Linked DNA regions of Homo sapiens: region 1 is linked to region 2. Evidence: chromatin loops called from intact Hi-C (ENCODE). Cell type or tissue: dorsolateral prefrontal cortex. All regions are shown on one strand.

Evidence for each region. A loop is a pair of places that touch in the nucleus more often than their neighbours do. Peaks named below come from ENCODE experiments on the same cell type or tissue, not always from the same donor. Only the 100,000 strongest peaks of a DNase experiment are listed, where the experiment ranks them.
Region 1: a loop joins it to region 2, with 8 times the contacts of the local background. A loop is called at or near these places in 100 of 110 quality-filtered maps.

Annotation. Positions count from the first base shown.
Region 1 is chr13:26,058,151-26,066,150 of GRCh38, reverse strand. It overlaps LINC00415 (long intergenic non-protein coding RNA 415), which reads left to right and starts at 6,629. Exons shown (of 2, transcript NR_146971.1): 1 at 6,629-6,682. In dorsolateral prefrontal cortex, CTCF peaks have their summits at 2,913 and 3,113 (motif pointing right); a DNase peak (open chromatin) is centred at 3,130; H3K27ac peaks cover 389 bases; H3K27me3 peaks cover 891 bases.
Region 2 is chr13:25,571,017-25,579,016 of GRCh38, reverse strand. ATP8A2 (ATPase phospholipid transporting 8A2) reads right to left here. Exons shown (of 37, transcript NM_016529.6): 18 at 7,325-7,407; 19 at 4,160-4,209; 20 at 1,879-1,948; 21 at 118-202. Among named protein-coding and RNA genes, the nearest start is that of ATP8A2, 200 kb to the right of the region's middle. RefSeq lists an enhancer at 4,427-4,476. In dorsolateral prefrontal cortex, CTCF peaks have their summits at 4,188 and 4,387 (motif pointing left); a DNase peak (open chromatin) is centred at 4,396.

The DNA.
Region 1 (8,000 bases), 490 kb before region 2:
CAAAGATGATGTATAACATACTTTGTCGTAGAATGATTTGGGAGTTTTTCCTCCTTGTGATTTTTTCTTTTTTGAGACAGAATCTCACATTGTCACAGAGGCTGGAGTGTGGTGGTGCAATCACAGCTCACTGAAGCCTCAACCTCCTAAACTCAAGTGATCCTCCTTCTTCAGCTCCCCTAGTAGCTACGACTACAGGCTCATACCACCACACCTAGCTACATTATTTTTTTTGTAGAGACAGCGGTCTTACTATGTTGCCCAGGCTGGTCTCGAACTCCTGGCTTCAAGCGATCCTCCTGTCTTCGCCTCCCAAAGTGCTAGGATTACAGGCGTGAGCCACCATACCCGGCCTATTAATCTTTTTTATTCTGCCATGTATTATCATTTAAATTTCTATGTATGTTTGTGGACCCAAAAAAGAATATGTATCCTAAAACATGCATTCTTTTACATAAGATTAATGACTTTTGCGCTCACCACAGTCTTGCAATAAGAAGTATGAATTCGGCCGGGCGCGGTAGCTCACGCCTGTAATCCCAGCACTTTGGGAAGCCCAGGCGGGCAGATCAGGAGGTCAGGAGATGGAGACCATCCTGGCTAATACGGTGAAATCCTGTCTCCACTAAAAATACAAAAAATTAGCCGGGCGTGGTGGCGGGTGCTGGTAGTCCCAGCTACTCGGAAGGCTGAGGCAGGAGAATGGCGTGAACTCAGGAGGTGGAGCTTGCAGTGAGCTGAGATCGCGCCACTGCACTACAGCCTGGGTGACAGAGCGAGAGTCCGCCTCAAAAAAAAAAAAAGTATGAATTCATACTTGGACTGATAGAATTCCAATCTCTAAACACTTAAAGGAGGTTTTTCATTCCAGGTTTCATGTAGAATGTTCGCCTATATTTAAAAGTGAACACTGTATTGTCCAGGCGCGGTGGCTCAAGCCTGTAATCACAGCACTTTGGGAGGCCGAGGCAGGTGCATCACCTGAGGTCGGGAGCTCAAGATCAGCCTGGCCAACATGGCGAAATCTCATCTCTGCTAAAAATACAAAAAATTAGCCTGGTATGGTGGTGGGCACCTGTAATTCCAGCTCCTCGGGAGGCTGAGGCAGGACAATGGCTTGAACCTGGGAGGTGGAGGCTGCAGTGAGCTGAGATCACACCAACGCACTCCAGCCTGGGCGACAGGGTGAGACTCTGTCTCAAAATAATAATAATAATAATAATAATAATAATAATAATAATAATGAGAAGAAGAAGAAGTATGAATTCATACTTTGACTGACTGATAGAATTCCAATCTCTAAACACTTACAGGAGGTTTTTCACTCCAAGTTTCATGTTGAATGTTTATCTATATTTAAAAGTGAAAACTGTATTATAATATTAACAACAAATTAAAATGTCACACCATCTTTGTATCAGTGATGTTCTTATAATGATTAGATACACTGGTAACCTATGCAAGTAGATGACCATTGATCTGATGCAAGTTCAGGGGTGACATAAAGCAGGTTTCCAGAGAGGAAGCAAAGGCAGACAGCAGGATTTCAGCTGAACACGAGGCCAAAGCTGAGCTCTGGGTGTCTCTATGACCCCAAATGGTGCTTAGAAGATGAAATGAGCGATGTATGTAGAGAATATTGGGCGCACAGTAGGTCTTTGATAAATGGCAGGTCTTCTTTTTCACTATTTTTCCCTTTGGTCAGAATTAGTTATAACACTGCACTGTATTTTTTTTTTCTTTTTTTGAGATGGAGTCTCGCTCTGTTGCCCAGGCTGGAGTCCAGTGGCACGATCTCCACTCACAGCAACCTCTGCCTCCCAGGTTCAAGTGACTCTCCTGCCTCAGCCTCCCAAGTAGCTAGGATTACAGGCATAAGCCACCATACCCAGCTAATTTTTGTATTTTTAGTAGAGATGGGGTTTCACCATGTTGTCCAGGCTGGCCTCAAACTCCTGAGATCAAGAGCCCACCTCCCAAAGCACTGGGATTACAGGTGTGAGCCCCATGCCTGGCCCTGCATTGTATTTTAACCCTCAGTGAAACTTATCAGCAAAGCTTCTTGAGTCAAAGTATAGATGAGGTTAAGGACAGGGAATATCTATGCAAAAAGGATCCTAGTCCCTGGGAGATTTAAACTTGATGTTGTGTAGAAACCTGTCTCCATGCGTTGTTGCTTCAGTTATCCAAAACCTTCATGTTTCTCACTGTTGAGACAGTCACTACCATGGCATCATGACAATTATTTCACCTCTTTTAAGAGTATGTTGCAAATATTGTTAAACCCAGAAGAGGCCAAAGTATATGGAATCTATAGATAGGATCTGTAGAATTGTTTATGATGATTTTTAAAAACTAAAAAGATAACTGTTAATTTTGGATTTAAACCATGTACTCATTATAGCCCCCTCCAGGTCTAGAATAATTAGAAATCTAAATAGATCATTTGTTTCCACAAATAGGTTCCATCTCAGGAGCAAATAGAAAAATGTGACTACATAGACATATTTCTAGATACATTTCTAAATTTAATATTTGTGTGTCAGATTAGTTTAAATAGCATGGCTGCACATTTTTTTTTAAAAAGTGAATACATTAGTGGCTCATTCTTAATTCACTCATTCAACAAGAAACTGTGTGGTCTGTGGATGATACGAAGATGAACTGAACTCAGTTCTTGTCTTCAAGATGCGTAGATCTCAGAGCTGGTGACTTGGAGAAAAGTTACCTAAAATGTAAAGTAAAATCGCAATAATCAGACCATGGCTCCCTGTGCCTAACCCCACCCCCACCTGCCCCCCAGTGTTCCCCCCACCTCTTTCTTCTCTGCCTGTGTCACCTGGCCATAAAACCTTGGCCTGCATACTCCTGATGTGGGCATCACAGATCGGCATTCCAGGAAAGCACAGGATGTCATTTTCGCTTTGTAGTCATCTTCCTTCTGATCCTGTAAATTGCTTTTTTCTATGGAGGTAGTACATTTTCATGGGTATAACATTCATGCATTTCTTTTGCTGAAATCAATCTAATGCTCCAACGGCTCTATGTTATGTAACTGATTGTAACAATGGGTGTATTCAGTTTAAACCTCTCAAGACCAACTTTTGGCCAGAAGATGGAGTGCAAGAGCCAAAGCCAGGAAATCTTAGGCCCGTTATGGTGTTCATGTATTTTTCTCTGAATGGAAAGACCTAAAATTGTATTCAGTTTAGCACTTAGGCCCAAAGTTCAGCCTCATAATATGTGTGAAGTCAGCCAAGCTGCTAGCAGTGGGCTGCCCAAATAGTATTTCACTAAGCATAGGATTTAGATTTAATAATTTGTTGAAAACAGGGAAAAATCAATGACCAGTGCAAGAGAATGGTTTGGGTTCTGTCATACCAAACAATGTAAAACTAGTAATGATGGTGCTTTTGTCTACAAGTCTATATGACAGATAGCCCCAAATCAGAAGGAGCAGGGTTAATTCAATTTTGCGAGTCACCATGTGGACATAAAATGGATCACCCAGAATCTTAACAATCAGTGGTTCTTTCGTACTATTCTTAATTTTCGCAACTTTTTTCTCTATTTTGAAATTACTTGCATATAAAAAGTAAAAAAAAAAACAAAAAACAGAGTTTCTAATTCATTTTAGTCAATTAGGCATAGCATGATTTTATCACTCAGTAAAAACTAGAGCACTTAAACTGCCCTTAACCTACTTCTTAGTGGTGGGAAAACAATCAGTGTTGAAGTTTGCTGAGATCAATAGCTCATGGCGAAATTAATTAAGGGAGTGTGAAAATTTGATACACATCAATGATCAGAATCCCAACTTTTCTTTATTCTTGGAATCTTGGAATCTCCAGTGAGTTGGAGACAAAGCAACAATGTCAGAATATTTCCGTAGGGAGGTAGTGTTTTCTTACCATGACACACAAACAGGCGGAGACGATCTGCTCTTGGATTTCTCTAGTCATCTTTTAGAAAGACTTCTGGCTTAGTGAGCTTGCTCCCTACTCATGACTCAGACACCACAATGCTAGCTCACACTAGAGTTCAACAACTGGAGGACTGTGCTTCCTGTAATTGGAAGGCTAAATGTATTCCAACACTTGGATTGTAAAGTAAACCAAGCTCCAATCTTCAGTTTCGCTTCTAAGACTACCAAACAGGACCCACCGTAATGAATAAAACAGCAGTGAGTGCTGTGCCGTGGGACTGGTTACCCATTTTTTATTACTTGGAGTTGGCTTAATCTTTCTCTTCCTATCAAATGACATATGGAGTATATTTTCTCAAAAATTAGGCTGAGTTTGGCAGTCTGGTATAGATTTTGGAGATTTATGAATGAGTTCAAAAGGAAGTGGTTTGCTTTTTGGTTTGGGGCGTTTTGTTTCTTTGTTTATTTGTGTTTTGTTGTTTTTGACATTTCTTAGCACCTATTACCCATTCTCTACCATGGGATAGTGAATATTCAAGTGCATCTGAAATAGTACAACAGACGTTGGAAGTTCAATATCAAGAGCAGAGTTTGCCTCTCCTGTGGTTTCAGCACTCAGTATCGTGACCACTGCTTTCAATCCAGTTGGCGAGATTTCTCCAAGTGGGGAGAGATACGGATTTTACTGCACTCCATAAATATGACCATTTATAGGCCCCAACATATTTATGTTCCCATTCATTCAGTGCTCACTTAAACTGTCCAATTTGCTTGACCTGGTCTATAAATGTAAATTGCCTACATCTGAAACTGACTCCTGCTTTCCAGAGTGCAGAAGTCGGAACTGTGTTACTCCCACAGATCACTGGGTCTCCAGGCAGCAGCCCTGCGGCAAGTCACTCTTCACTCTCCCTTTCTTCACACTCTCAAAAGCACTAAAAATGCTTATTGTTCCAAAGCATTAATTGAAATACTATTGGAATCAGTTACCAGATACATTTAATAGCAGTAACAATTTTGTCTTGTTTAAAAATCTTTTTAGGCTGGATGTGGTGGCTTAACGCCTGTAATCCCAGCACTTTGGGAGGCGGAGGCAAGTGGATCACCTGAGGTCAGGAGCTTGAGACTAACCTGGCCAACACGGTGAAACCCCGTCTCTACTAAAAATACAAAAATTAGCCAGGTGTGGTGGCACATGCCTGTAATCCCAGCTACTCAGAGGGCTGAGGCAGAATTGCTTGAATCTGGGAGGCAGAGGTTGCAGTGAGCCGAGACCTCACCACTGCACTCCAGCCTGGGTGACAGAGCCAGACCCTGTCTCAAATCATCATCATCATCATCATCATCTTTTTATTGGTTTGAGGAAGTCAGGAAGCTTGACCCATGTCAAAAGAAGAAATATCAACCATGTTTGCTGTTTTCTTTATGACAAGCCTAAAAATGTTTCACTGTATAGTAAGGTAGAAAGAAATCCTAGTAAGAAGTCTCCAGGATTTTAACCAGTGCTGGCCCTCTCCACTGGCATAGTAATATCCTAAGTCTCCCCCTCTCCTTCTAAAGCTAAAGGTGATTTCACGAGTCTTTAAGAAACAGAGGGTTTGGGAGATCTCCTGACCTCTCGAGTCATCTGCATGACTGCTTCTGCATCTATGCTGGTTGGAGAGTGTTCTTTAAATATCACTTTTCTGTAATTCAACTCCGCTTCCTCTCGTCTGTCTTCTCTGTACCCAGGGCCCTCCTAAAATATTCCTTCAAGTTGTTGAAGATAGTTCTGGAGCAACTTCCCCCTTTACTTTCTTTGTGCATAATAATAATCATCTTAAACTTTTCTATACTTTCTGCTTTGCATTTTTCTAATATTTTCTTCTGGGCCTCATGTCTCCAAAATAAATTGTTCCACTTCCAGGAATAAAGTAACTAAAAATATGTACACCTAATAAAACCAAACCGCTGTGCACCAAAAAGGAAATTAGTAATAGAAATTAAGAATGCCAGTGCTTTGTGGATTTTTTTCTGATAAGACATTGCATCTTATTTGTGTAACATTAGAAAACAGTTCATTGAAAACAAAAACTGGAAAAGGCTTTGTGTTAAAATACTTGGATAACATTGTGCATAGGCTGGAAATTTCTTTTTAGGAAATTTTAGAAAAGCAGATGAAGCGAAACCTTTTTTTTTTTTTTTTTTTACCTTACTTAATAATGTATTTATTAGACGAGACACTATAATGATGTCAAAAAATTTAGCACAATGCCTGGTACATACCAGATGCTCAATAAATAGTGGCTATTAGCTGATTGAACTTCACCTGTTCAAGTACATTTTCTAATGTAAAAACATTAAAAAACAAACAAACAAAAAAACCCTTCCTTCTAATTCGGTAATGAAGGTAGTTAGTTGGAGACTCTCCCGATAACTGTTATATAAGAATCAACAATATGAAGCCAGAAGTGTACTGAATGCTGTAAAGCTGCGAAATGGTCTGAAATACTCAACGAGTCTTAAGGTGTTACTGGGACATTTCAGAATATGGAACATTTTCAGAATATGGAACTTGTTAAACATTGTCCTGCCCTTTTGGATACCACACAATGCAGAACATTCTCTGTTTATTCTTTCATCGGAGACATTTTGAGGAAAGGCAGAGGTGGGGTACTACTCAAGGACTCTTTAAACAAACATGAAGTTTAATTCAATTGTTTCCTGAGAGGTTGACTTCTTCCAAAAGCCAAAGAAAATCTCTTACTAATCCAAAAGGTACAAAAATGAGGTTGAAACCATAGAACGAGGGAGGGCTTGGTTTGAAAAAGTTAACGTATTTGGACAGGGATAATTATGAGCACTGTGAGGCTGCGCTGTGAAGGCAGTAATTCTGCTTCTGTTAAAATAAGCAGCACAATGATTCTTTTATCTTTTTATGTTTTTACCAGGAGGCTGCTAAGGCAGCTTTGATAAAGGGAGTTCCTATTTATACCAAATCTAAACACCCAGGATCAATGGGACTTTTTTCCCTATGACCTGATCATATAAAAACAATGATTTTAATAATGAGAAATCTCAAGGAAACTATAATCCAAAAATGCCTTCTGAATTATTTTAATTAAAAATATGAAATTATATTCAAGCAATCTAGTTTCTCAGCCTGAATGTAAAACAATATAATTTCGTACAAAACATTTCTCTACCTCCTCTTGCTCCATCCCACTCAGAAATGTTTCTCCACTGTGGGAATCCCTGAAAGTGTCTCCAGGTGCTTCTCGAACTCATATTCCTGGTAAGCAGGAAGTGGGCACAGTTTCCTCGTCCCTCCTCTAGCTCTCAGCCATGCCTTCTATTCTGAGAGCAGAAGTCTGGGAGATACAGCTAGTGTCTGCTGAAGGCACTGGTACTGCCACTGTCCACCAATACTGAACATGAAGCAGCTACAACCAAAGTGAAGACCGCTAATGACAGCACGTAGCTGCCACGTCCTACCATCCATCTGTGGATAGCTTACATTTTTCTTTCACATGGTAATGGAGAGGAAACAACTTGTTCCTTTTTTGCATCTTCTTTCATTGCAAAACTCTTATTTTAAGCCTCAAATCTGTGGGGGCAGGACCATGGGAGGCTATGTACTAGTAATCACCTTCCCTCTGAAACCACTCTCCAAGGATTTATTCCCAAGCATCAGTTATTTTTATTTATTTATTTTTGAGATGGAATCTAGCTCTGTCGTCCAGGCTGGAGTGCAGTGGCACAATTTCAGCTCACTGCAACAGCCACCTCCTGGGTTCAGGTGATTCTCATCCCTCAGCCTCCCTAGTAGCTAGGATTACAGGTGTGCACCACCACACCTGGCTAGTTTTTGTATCTTTAGTAGAGACAGGGTTTCACCATATTGGCCAGGCTGGTTCCTGAGCTCAAGTGATCCCCCCCCGCCTTGGCCTCCCAAAATGCTGGGATTACAGGCGTGAGCCACTGGGTGCAACCAAGCATCGGTTATTTTTTTTTCCCCTAGTCTTATCAGATAGCCTATATCTGAGCTGCTGTACAGTACTCAGAATGTTTTTCACATTTAGGTAATTTCATTGAT
Region 2 (8,000 bases):
CATGGGCACAGGAGGGGATGGGGCAGGCACTGGAAGAATGTGCCCCTGGAAATCAAGACAACATGCTTGAAAGTACAGCTCCAATGGCCAAAAACAGCATTTCCAAATTCCACTTACCTTCCGTGGCAAAGTATTCCAGATGGCATAATGTTTCCTCCATATATTTTGAGTCTTTTGAAAGTCTCTCAAAAATCACATTATCCTATAAAATAGGGAAACATTGTGACTGGCAAAGCCTTCAGTAAACCTTCCAGCCAGCATACTAAGCATGGCTTTGTTTCTGTTTATCTAACATGCATGAGAATACCCGAGTGGGTAAGTAGGAATTTAGCATTTGGCTGGGCTCAGGCATGAGCTTTGGAAAACAAATTGGGTATGAATGTGTCCAACAAAACCAAAATCTGTTATCTTAAAAGCCAAACAAAAATATGCTGGGGAGAACCAGAAATACAGGAGAATCATTGGAATACATGGGGGCCTATATTCACCAAAATTTGCAAAACTCATATCCCAAAGTTTATCAGGCGTTTGCGCAGAAGGAGAAAGGGTAAAATGCACATCCCAAATTACTCAAGTACAATCCTGCCTCCCAATACGGGAGGAGCTCCTAAGCACAGAGGGCACAACCCATTGGGCGCTGAACTCAGTTCTGCCAAGAAACACACAGGTGCACAGCCCATCTGCCTATGACTATTTCCATGACTGACAAGAAGGGTTGGGGGACCAGATCCCACAGATAATCCATCAAATGTGTTACAAATTGCATAGTTTTAGGCTATTACAAAAATTTTTTTAAACTGAGTTTGGTTTTGGAGAGAATTAAATCCTATAAAAATACAACACACCTTTGCAACATTTTCGTATGTACCTCTTCTATACTGACAGCCCTCCTCTCTCTACCACCTCACACTGACACCTGTTGTACTCGATGTGGTACTTAGAACACAATGGCAAATGAATAAACAAAAAGTTTCAAAAATATATCATATGAGAACAAAACCTAGATGAGCTTAATTGAAGTCATTTTACCATAAACACAGAATTCTTTAGCGAGTCCAAATATAATGCCTTTAGAATTCCCATGCATTCCTTCATTTGTAAAAAGCTCTACTCATCGTGTACTCAAATAAAACCACCCTTCTTGCCACAACTGGTAAAGATTAGTAATACTGTCAACCACTAATTAATCCTAGGAGAGCTCTGTATTCTTGACATAGTCAAATAAAATAAGTTTAATAATTCTTTCCCTCGATACATAAGACTAAAATTTAACAGGATCTAGTTCTATAAGTAAGACTCATAAGCAATAACATCTTTCCTTTGAGATAAACCATTTAGATTTGGTTACTAGAAGGTATACAGGACAAAAAGCCTGACCTAGGAAACTGACTAAAAGGGGCAGTAATAATGCAGCTACACATGGACATTGCCTTTGTACCTAAAACACGTCTCTCTATAATGTATGAGAAAAAAACATAACAATTGAGAAGAAGAGGTGCTAGAGAACCAATATATATCAGAATACTCAAGATTATCATAGGTCAACACAAATTACTTTGTCTTCCCAAAGTCAAAACACAATGCTGGTAAAACTGGAATAAGAATTCCCATTCAAGGATTTTGCATGACACGTGGAGTCACTGTTTCTGAAACCAACGATTTCAGTAAGCTTTTCACTGACCATCTTTGCCACACTGCCCTGAACCACCATTATCTTCAGTGGGCTTTTACTACTAAGTCAACTTCACAGCCTACCTGAAACAGTCTTTCAACTCTGGACAAACAATCAGGGAATGATGAGGAAAGCAGTTAGGAAAAGCGGCAGATTAACAAAGCTGCCAAGAACTCCGCTACGCACAACGCTTCTCCGGTACTTACAGCCCCTTTACAGTAAAGCCGAAGTCGTCCTGAAGGAGTTCGAACAATTACAGACATTCTTTTTCTGTCACTGGGAGAGTGAAAAAAAAAAAGTCATCATTGGTCTGTTTACAGGATGCATATCCCACAGCTGAACACCAATCAAAACAAAAGGGGGTCTGGGGTTCCTAAAAATGAACAAGGTCTATCTTTCCCTGCCTTTTTCTTCAAAGTAGGACCTAACTGTGTATCTCCTACTCTTTTTATTTACATCTAATGAACATAAGCCTATTTCTTTCCCTGCCATGAAAATAGACTAGGACCGCTATTTGCAGTAGGAAAAACAGAAAAGGAGAATTCCAGCACTGACAGTCCACATCTGATTGACTTCTGACTCTACTCTCTAAAAATATTCTTTATTTTCCACCTCTAAGCTATCAAGTAACTTGCCCAGTAGGTAGGAAAGTGGGAGACTCAGTATAGATCCACTTAACTCAGAAGCTCCTCCCTGTGTCATCTTTTAATTGGAGTAGAAAGAAATCACAAACCCGCAGAACACTCCCAATTTAGCACCAAGGAACTCTCTCTCCCCTCACCGCAGCATCTACACTTCCTCACACGTCTTTCCTCATGGCCCATCCTCACTCACCGAGCCCTCAGTGAGTCTCCACCGCCTATGAATTCTTCTTACTGCTCTCCGTCCACCTGTGCAGCCTCACCTCATCTCCCACCAACCCTCCCATGAACCACCACCAGGCTTCGAGCACACACGGGACTCACCATTCTCCTCTTCTACACATTCTGATCCTCCTTTGCCAACATTTCATCCTCCTGAAGCACACTCCAACTACAGAGGGCCCTAGACCACCCATCTCTGTGGCCTTTCAGTGTGGTGGTTCCCAATGGACTATAAGTCTCTAAGAGTCGGGGAGAGTCTCTCTTCAGCTCTGGGTAAATTCCCACATCCTAACCTATAGTGCTCTAGCTGACCTGGATTTGCATTCTCTCTCAACTATCTTAGAGGTGGGCACTCCTAGCAGTTCTTGAAACCCGTGTTTCAGTTTCTCAATGTGTAAAGCAAGTACTTCGCGGGAGTATTATCAAGATTAAGTGGCACTGGGAAAGAGATGAGTCCATGAAAAAGAAATAGACTCACCACTGTAACCACAAATTATCTTTCTGTTCTTTCTTATTCTCCCATATATACATTTTAATACATCCTTGTGTCTCTACCAATATTCACCTGTTTTTATCTAACTCCCTTTTCTCCTCCTCCTTGCCTGTCCAATAACTGCTGGTCCCAGTTAATGTAATCACAGGGCACTGCACAGTTTCCAATAAAAGATGAAGCACACAGTTTGGAGAGATGCCTAGCACGTCGCTCACCTCCACACGCAGGGACACTGTCACCACTTCCTACATGAGCCACCACCGTAATCAGCCATCCCTCCTCCCCTCCCCATGGTTCCAAGTCGATGCCTGCAAACCTAAAACTAAAGACTAGGGCTGGAAAGTATTTCCTACACAAAGATAAAAAACTAATCCTTATTAAAAATAGTTTATAAAGCAGACAGAGCTTTATAACACTGTTTAACAAAGGTTATTCAAAAATCCACCTAATTTTAATAATAGGAAAAGATGCCTTTGAGATAGCAACAGAACTTTGCTTTAGTACTGACAATTCCATGTTAAAAAGAGGCAAAGAAACAAAAAATTAAGATATGTTTCCTTATAACCAACTATGAATGTTCTATGTGAACAAAAAAGTCCAACAAATATTCCTGGGTCTAACTTTTTAAAATTGTACTGGGGAAGAATGCTTCCGAATAAGTCCAGGAAAACTTCCCTACGTGGACCCAGCCTCTAATGGGATGAACTGATCTCATCTGTCATCATTTGTCAGTTTCTCAGATCTCCAGAGGAGTGCTCAAATGGAGCAAGAGGAATGACCTCATGGGACTTGGGAAACGCCAATGAAAATAATGCCCCCATCACATGCTCCAAACTATTCAGACATGTCTGCAGCTGCTGATGCAAGAACATCAGGCTCTGGAAATCTAAAGAAAAAGGAGGACATGGAAGTAGAGCATTTCTCTTGAATAAAACAAAGAAAAATAACCTACTTCACTTTCTTTAATGAAAGTCACAAATTCCAAGAAGAAAAGAGTTTATGGAGATACATTTATTATATTTAATACTTAAGTAATATATTGAATCATACCATACAATCATGTAAACACTCTGATGAAGCTGGTAAATAAATATAATTATTTTATTTCAAACGTATGAAAGAGAAACATACCTAGAAAATTCCAGGACATTAAGGATTCCGAATGTTTGTTCCTGTCCCATCTAAAGGAAGAAAAATAGGCTCTTAACCGAGGTGCAAAGTATTAAAATCTCAAAGCAATTGTCTCCCAAGCATAAACAGACATATATATGCTCTCTCTCTCTCTTCCCACCTTCTAGCCCTTTGCAACATGTACTGTTTTCTCACAAGTCTGGTGGGGTCAGAGCTCCCTCTTCTGGTGGAAGCTTCTCACGTTTCTTCAGTGCTAACAGTTGGGGAGTGCAGGCACTTCCAAGAGATGGAGATAGAGGACACCAGCTGCACAGGTCCGTCAGAAACCTTTGGCCCAGTTATGCTTCTGAATTCAGGATTTTACAAATTATATAGACATATTCTAGACCATCTATCATAATGTCCCCAGCAGGGTCTGGGGTAACATGCTGGTACACAACACATCCGCTTTCTACAGCAAAATGTATGCATATCAGGAAATGAGATTCATAAAGATCATAAACAGCTTCATGTCAGTTCTGATTAGGTTTTGCTGCCAAATAACTCTTCACCAAATTTAGGAAAAATCTTTTGGAATTCAAAGGCATTTGGGTTTCGAATTTGCAGATAAGAGATGGTGAATCTGTACCTGGTCTCAGAGCAATCAATCAAACGCTCTTTTTCTTTGGGTTCTTTCAAGTTAGAATGTCAATATTCACAATTTTTTCCATCTAAAAATTCCAGATGGTGCGCATGCTATTTTCAGATTTTTAATCTAATCTTTTCATTTCCCCAACACTTCACAGTGGAAAGAACATGGCCTTTGGCACCCAATACATGTGAGTTTGAATCCAGTTTCTGCCTCTAAGTGTGTGACTTTCTTATGCATGGCAAAAGCACTCATCTCTTAGGGCTCAGAGAAGTAATCAATGAAGTAACACATTCAAATTACCAAGTATATGACGGAATCATTATCTTCATTCACACCCACAACTCTCCACTCCTTCTCTTTGCATCCTACAAAACAACTAATGATCCACTTCATCCAGCCTTCATCAATCTTTATTCACTTCTCTGGATCCACGAGTTCCGAGTTCCCTTTCTCCACAGCCTGTCCTAACTTTCCATCATATCCCCATTCAGAAGACACCCAGTGCTACTACCACCACCCAGCACCAGGGCTGCCACTCCCAGGAGCCACCCCCTCTCTCACAGTTATATCAACCACGTCCACATGCAGCCCATGGATGTGGCTGTTCTGACTATTGGCGAGGACATTTCATGTAAATATGTAGGAATTTGAGAATTTGTTCCTGACTTGGTAGTACTGCAGTAAGTTTTTTCTTTTACTTATATGCAAAACCTATAATTTGAGAATTGGTGGTTTGATGAATGGTTGAGTAGGATTCTTTTTATTACTGTTATCTACGAGTCCTAACTAATCAGGCAGTCTTTTGTGACCCCCAGAAATATGACCTTAAAACTTTAATGAGGTAACAAAGAGGTGTCAATGCAGCATTATAACACCAGGAGGACAACACCAATAGGCTCTCTAGGTTCCACATTTATTTGGCATTGTGAGTGAAGTGGAAGCGCCTGTTCTCTTCTGTCTCTCTCACCTATGATCCAAGCTCCCCAACCCCCAACCTCCATTTTTGCAATGCAGAGACATGCGGTGGCACCCACACAACTGAAAATCCTATAGTTCAGATTAAAATTCTCCTCCAACTGAAGGGGGGAAAAAGACCTCATTTTTAAAAAAGCTTCTGTACGGGAAATTCTATATTCAATCAGTACTTCATTCCACTTTTAATGATGGTACATTTCCTTAAGCTAAATTCCCTTTGTTGACTAAAATAAGCATAGTAAAAGTAAACATGATCACATGATCTCATCTCTGTACTCCATAAGAAACTGAAGATGCCAATAAATGGGTACTTTGTATAAGATAAGATATTTTATAGGTTTTGCATATAACTAAAAGAAAAAACTTACTACAGTACTCCCAAGTCAGGAACCATACGAAGTTATTATACCATTTGGAAGTGAATTTCAAATGCATTAAAGGTCTATGGATTTAAGGATGCATCCATAAAGCCAAAAACTATAATCCCTGCGTCTTCCCCAAATGGAGGAGTAGGGAAAGGCAAGGGATGGCAGGGACTAGCCCCAGACCCTTATCATCAATGCAGACAACAATAAAACAGCCCTTCTAACTGGTCATCATGAAAAACACCACTGCCTCACCAGTCATAACCATCATTTTCCCCTGTTGCCCATTCCAAGGGTCTGTATTTGACCTCCTATTTGATATAATTATTTTCCTATCACTAAATTTCTCCCTTTGGCCTGTAGGTAAGGAAACTCAGAAAAAATCAGAAAACATGTAAACCCCTTGACTCCAGTTGCAGGGGGGATCCCTCATATAGATAAAAGAGATCAAAGCCCGGCACAGTGGCTCACGCCTGTCCCAGCACTTTGGGAGGCCAAGGCGGGTGGACCACTTGAGGTCAGGAATTTGAGATCAGCCTGGCCAACATGGCAAAACCTCGTCTCTACTAAAAATACAAAAATTAGTCAGGCGTGGTGGCACGTGCCTGTAGTCAGTCCCAGCTACTCCGGAGGCTGAGGCAGGAGAATTGCTTGAACCTGGGAAGCAGAGGTTGCAGTGAGCCGAGATTGCACCACTGCACTCTAGCCTGGACAACAGAGTGAGACCCTGTCTCAAAAAGAGAGAGAGAGAGAGAGAGAGAGATCTTAACGCTGACTCCTCTCCCAGCTGAAGAGACTGAAGCCCAGTGGACTGTGAGGCTTCATTGAGTAAGAACTCTTAGGCTCTGAGGCTACAAAGAGATGTGGAACCTGCCCTCAAAGACAAGTGGGCCGCTAAGTTATTTTCCCAATTATTATAGAACAAAGAGTAGATTCGTGAAGTTCTTTGCTACAAATAATTTCACATCAGTGTATGAAAGACATGTGGAAAAGCATCTTGAAGGGGAAAACAATACTGCAATGCAAAACAACTCGAACAAGCTAATATAATCACATTAACTCCAGTTTGTCACAGGTCTTAATTTTTCACTGAAAGAGAAATTTAGCTATCATATTTACAATAGACATGCCATTTCACACACACAATCTTCACAAAAGCAGGTGATCTGAAATGTGCACACGCATGTTACTCACCGCTTCTATGATGACTGAGAATGGTGTTCTGGCTGTGAAGACAAAGCCCAGCTTTTTAGCTCCTTTCACCAAAGCAGCTTCATCTGTCAAGTGGGAGTTGGTGAAACATTGACATATCACTGGTAGTGACAGAATTCTGTTTAGTGTCACTTTTCAAATTAACAAAATCCGCTCTACTGAAGGAGGCCTGGTGTTATCTGCATAATAGTAAAGACTCAGGATAGAGAAGCACTTGCTTTTCCTACCACCAGGGTTCTGAAATGAGCACTCCTGTTAGATGGGAGGCTTGGATATATGCTAATTCACCAGGACAAGAATGATTTCTATTCCTGCTATTCTCGCTTGGGATCAAGTTCTCTCCAATGAACCTAATAGTCCCATGACTCCCACCAAACATCTCCTCTGAGCAAGGCAGTATTTTAGTTGTGCTGTGGGATTCCCAAGCCTCAGGAAGTGGGTAGAGAGTACCCCCATGCACAGCTTCCCCAGCAGGCGGAAAATCTATGAGGTGGGGAGGATGAGGAAGAAGCCAGCTCTGTTCTTTCTTCAGAGCTCTGTCAAGCCCAATCACCTCTGCTGGGAGATGCAACATAACCGGGGTCCTCCCTTTGCTGTTAAAAAAGAGTCATGAGAGTCAGGAGAGCCCATCCCGGGCTCTCTACGGCTTTGCACCTGT